2 separate regions of the Mus musculus genome follow, and region 1 is linked to region 2. A link is a loop called in an ENCODE intact Hi-C map of the cell type or tissue named here. Cell type or tissue: gastrocnemius. All regions are shown on one strand.

Region 1 (2,500 bases), 300 kb after region 2:
GACAAGTGCATAGTATATACAAAATATAGCATAGATTCCAAGGACTTGATATAAAGGAAGGAAAGAAAATATCTCCTTTACATGTTTTGCACAGATTATTAAAATAGTTAAGCAGACAAATCGATTTATTGTTTAACTTTACCAGGCTTTTGGTCCCATATGTTTCTGGGTCAGCACTGACTCTGTCTGCTACATAGTTAACAATAAAGAAATGAAAGCCTGAAGTGGTCAGGGGTCTGTCTGGATCAGTGCCCAGGTGCCCCCCAGTGAGGGGCAGCCTACAAGAGGCAAGTGAAAAAGCACAAAGTCTACAACAGTCTGGAATGGGACACAGCAGCAGCGGCGGTGCTGGCTTCTAGAGGAACAAGGCAGAGCAAACACCGTGTGTCTTCTTAACCCTACTCTTTCCTCTATATCCCCATAATCCACATGCTAGCACTAGCGCCTCAGGCAGCTGCTGAGTCCTGATGCCTGACTATGTCTAACTATGACAAACAGGGGCAGGGGTCACCATAGTGCAGGGGGGGGGGGGGAGAGGGGTGTCAGAGACAGACAGACAGGCCACAGAGAAGGTACCTGGTCTCATCCTGTAAGGCCAAGTATGGAAGCTAAGGGATCCTGGGTGGGATGGGGGGATGGTTCATAATCCCTGGATAACTTTCTTCAGTTTTTATGATGGGGCCGGACAAGGAGGCAATGGGGGATGGCTAAACAACAACAACAACAACAATGCCCTTCAGTTCAATGTTAAAATTTTTAAATTTTTAAAAACAAGAAAATGTGAAAAAAAAAATCCTATAACACACTGGAGTAGAGAGATGTATGGTGAATGGTGAAGCAGTCCTCTCAGAGGAGAGATCCATCAGAGCCTTCACAGAGATCAGGGGGAATGGACTGTGTTCAGTTTTTTGTTTATTTTTTTCTCTCCCAATATCTAAGTCTGTATTTTGCACAGCAAAGGAGGCCAGCTAAGGAAGACCTGCCCATGGGACAGCAAAAAAAAAAAGCATCAGGAAATAACAATCTTGGAGGAAGGCAGGGTTAGGGTTAGGGTTAGGGTTAGGGTTAGGGTTAGGGTTAGGGTTAGGGTTAGGGTTAGAGTCCTCAGGGATGGGCAGATCCTAGGCGCTGAGTGCTCCAAGTACACAGGACTGAGCACTGGCCAGAGCCAGGGAGGCGGGCTGATGCTCTCATCTAGCTCCTGTCCACAGTCCCCTCTAAACCAGGTCAGCGAGGACAGTGAGAAACAAAAAAGTCAAAACGAAAGAGTCAGCAGAGCAAGCAGCTGAGTGAACACAGGGGAGAGAGAGAGAGAGCAAGCTGGGGCTGGGAGGACAGGGAGGGCTGAGGTGCTCAGGGGTGGGGCTAGAAGCCGGCCAGCCTTAGGAGTTTCAGCTGTTGGTCAATGCAGGCACCTTTCCTCTGCTCCAAGCCTACACTACAGAGGTTTCACTGAAAAGATCAAGACATCATCCAGCCTTTTAAACCAGGCGCTCCTGACACAGAAAGCAAGCTCCATCTAGTCCCTTGATCCAGCAGGACAGCCACTTCAAGCATGCTTCCGCCTGCGCAAAGAACAGCAGGCAGCACCCAGCAGAGAGAGTGTGCATTCACATGACAGACGCATGTCTGCACACAAGGCCATGCATGCACTTTCTAGGCAGGGGTGAGGACTTTGCAGTGACCACAAACCCACACTTTTCTGGGGTCCACGTGCAAGGACAACTGAGAGAAAAACAAGTTCTTCAAGTATATCAGAAAGTCAGGCCAGCTGAGCTCACCTCTAAAGCTCTTCCACAGGCAGGCCTTTCGCCTATCATTCCCTTGGCCTGCCTGGCTGGCACCTGGCACATACCACCTAGGAAGCACCTTCTGACCCAACCTCCATTATCCAAGAAAAAGGGACCACAGTGCAAAATGCTCTGAAACCACAAAACACCCTTACACAGAGCTGCTTCGTGTCAGTAATTACTTCTTCATAGGAAGGGCTTTTTTCCCCCTGTTGTTTCAAAACGCTCTGCAAACACTTCAAGAACAAGCTCCCAGGGCCCAGCTGTACAGAATATTAATTTGAAACACTTCAGAAGACTCCCATTACAAAGCTGAGTTATGTAAAGATGTTGTCTATAAACCTTTTGAACTCTAAGCCAAAACTCCCTTTCAATGAACGCATCCAGTCAAAAGGTTACAAAGCGGGAGAAACCTCAGGTTCAAGAAATTAGAAGGTCAGCTTTTCTCAAGTAGCTTTAAACTCACAAGCACGTCGTCAAATATGGAAAAGCTGGTGCCATCATAATACGATTTCAACAGCTACAGTCAAAACAGTGGGATGGTAGAAGGCATCTCCCCTATTCGCCGGTTACCTCAATAATGAGAAAAAACCAACAGACTAGTTTTAAACCAAGAAACACCTCAGATTCTGACTCACTCCCTATTAATCTCCAAACATTCAGAGAGAGATAGAAGAGAGAGGAGAGAGTGTCCAGGAGGCCAGGAAAGA
Region 2 (2,500 bases):
GCCATCCTGAAGAAATCCTTTTAAAATCATAGATGGAACCTTTCCCAAAGATTAATAGTAAAGATGGCTACTTTCCAATTTTTATAAGAAAAAAAAAAGTAGGGGCTGGAGAGGTGACTCGGTGGTTAAGAGCACTGACTGCTCTTCTAGAGGTCCAGAGTTCAAATCCCAGCAACCACATGTTGGCTCACAACCATCTGTAATGAGATCTGATGCCCTCTTCTGGAGTGTCTGAAGACAGCTACAATGTACTTATATATAGTAAATAAATTTAAAAAGAAAGAAAAAAAAGTAAATTGTACATGGCTATCTATCCCCTCTTAGGGCTGGTAAAGACTAGTGTCTCATAGGCTGTGAGCAACAGTGATTGCAGTGAGTGATTGCAGTGAGTGATTGCAGTGAGTGATGCAGTGAGTGATTGCAGTGAATGATTGCAGTGAGTGATGCAGTGAGTGATTGCAGTGAGTGATGCAGTGAGTGATTGCAGTGAGTGATTGCAGTGAGTGATGCAGTGAGTGATTGCAGTGAGTGATTGCAGTGAGTGATTGCAGTGAGTGATGCAGTGAGTGATTGCAGTGAGTGATTGCAGTGAGTGATTGCAGTGAGTGATGCAGTGAGTGATTGCAGTGAGTGATTGCAGTGAGTGATTGCAGTGAGTGATTGCAGTGAGTGCACTGACCTTTGAGCGTTGACTTCGCCCCGCCCCATTCATTTCTATGAGCATCTTCTCTCCTTCAGTCCTACCCATTCTCCAGGTTTCAGATGAAAGCAAATGTCTCTCAAGCCTTACCTGTTGGGTCCAGAATGCCTGCCTCTGCTGCTTTCCTTTTTCACAGCGTGGCACAGCGTACCATTCTGTCGATAGGGCACTTCCATGGTACCAGTCTCTAGTCATTGAATGGGAGTTGGACCAGACATCTCAGCAGTCCCTTACAAACATAGAAGTTTTATTTCCTTGAGTGTTTCCTATGACATATTTCCATCATCTTCACCTCTGTTACCCTTCCCTACCCACCCCTCCCTCTCCCTGCCTCCTTCCCAGGAAGCCCCTCCTCTTCTTTCATGACTGTCTGCTCTGTAGCCTTGCCTCCATGAGCCTGGGAGGGAGGTTATTAACTGGATTCCATTCAGCGTAGCCACTGTGACAGCACTGAAGAAAATGGTTCCCTCTTCCCCAGCCAGAATTAAAATGTTGTCTCCTCAGTCCCAGGTCTTTCCTCTGATTTTATTTGGGAGAAAAAGCAGACTGGCCACTAGAGGGAGCCAGTAAACAAGTTTTCCAAAGGATGAACCACATGACAGGCTCAGTGGGTTCTAAACAGAATTAGATGCATCTTCTCTAGAGGGGAGCCTAGGAGAGAGGAGCAGCATTTGGGGTGTAAATAAATATAATTAATTAATAAATAATAGTTTCTAAACTTGGTCAAATGTAGTGCCATCTGGCAAACATTTTCCTTTCAGTAGAAAGAAACTGGACTCCCTTGCCAAACATGGTGATCTGACTCTGCGCATATGCGCTTTTAAAATGCTCACGTCATGGTTTATGGGTTGTTCATGGTTGTTCCTTTCCATATGGGCCTTGCTAGGATTGGCACCCGGTTGCCTGCGATGCTAACGGGACTTCTCACACAAAGGCATCGTTTCATTAATTATTAAGTATTCATTAAGCCCTTGCTAACATAGCCAGCACTGTGCTGGGGTACATCTAGTAAAACAGAGACTAGCACGATGTATACACACAAAAGCTCCGTTTCATTTATAGCGAAGGAGGACACAAAAGGACATAACTGAGTGCAGGATGCAGCGTTTGCATCAGGCCTGGAAAACCTTGCATTTCCAGGCTGAACAATGGGCTTTATCCAAATATGTTAGTTATTGAACTTTTTTAAATTATTTCTTTTATTTTTATTGGAACTAGATTCTCCTCATACCAACCACAGCCCCCCACACTCCTCCCAGCTCCCTCTTAACGTCCCTCTCCCCCAGAGCCACTCTCCCTCTCTCCTCAGAAAAGAGCAAGCCTCCAAGAGACAACAGCCAAACAGGACAAAACAAGATACGATAAGACAAAAGCCCTCATGTTAAACAGGACAGGGCAACCCAACAGAGGCTTTTCTTGTTACATTTTTGTAGTAAGGAAAAATAAGAATATTCTTTAATTATGTTGTTTTGAATACTTGATGTTGTAGCCACTTATCTATATAGTCTTTACTTACAGTGAGAATTTTTTCAAGTCATTGCTATATACACGTCTTCTCATTAATGCACCTCTATCAATGGCTTGCAGTTCTGCATGGGGCAGTGGCCTCTAACTCTTTGTTGTAATGAAGCCTGAGTTCTTTGTGATCAGAAAAAAAAAAACATTAAAAATGGGTTCCATTTGTTAAAAAGTAACTTCCAAATGTTTGCTATAATGATTATATCTTTTATTTATCTAGTTATAATCGCTGGTTATGCCAAGCAAGATCTGAAGACCTGTCTGATATTGCTTCTCTGAAAG

The links. A loop is a pair of places that touch in the nucleus more often than their neighbours do. Peaks named below come from ENCODE experiments on the same cell type or tissue, not always from the same donor. Only the 100,000 strongest peaks of a DNase experiment are listed, where the experiment ranks them.
Region 1: it touches region 2 in a loop (2.2-fold over the local background); 2 of 42 quality-filtered maps call a loop at or near these places.

What each region holds. Positions count from the first base shown.
Region 1 is chr3:100,484,311-100,486,810 of GRCm38, forward strand. All of the region lies in intron 1 of Tent5c (terminal nucleotidyltransferase 5C), which reads right to left. Among named protein-coding and RNA genes, the nearest start is that of Tent5c, 3.6 kb to the right of the region's middle. In gastrocnemius, no CTCF peak of the experiment used is centred here; a DNase peak (open chromatin) is centred at 1,118.
Region 2 is chr3:100,188,448-100,190,947 of GRCm38, forward strand. It overlaps Gdap2 (ganglioside-induced differentiation-associated-protein 2), which reads left to right. Exons shown (of 14, transcript NM_010269.3): 9 at 2,439-2,500. Among named protein-coding and RNA genes, the nearest start is that of Gdap2, 27 kb to the left of the region's middle. In gastrocnemius, a CTCF peak has its summit at 1,259 (motif pointing right); a DNase peak (open chromatin) is centred at 1,250.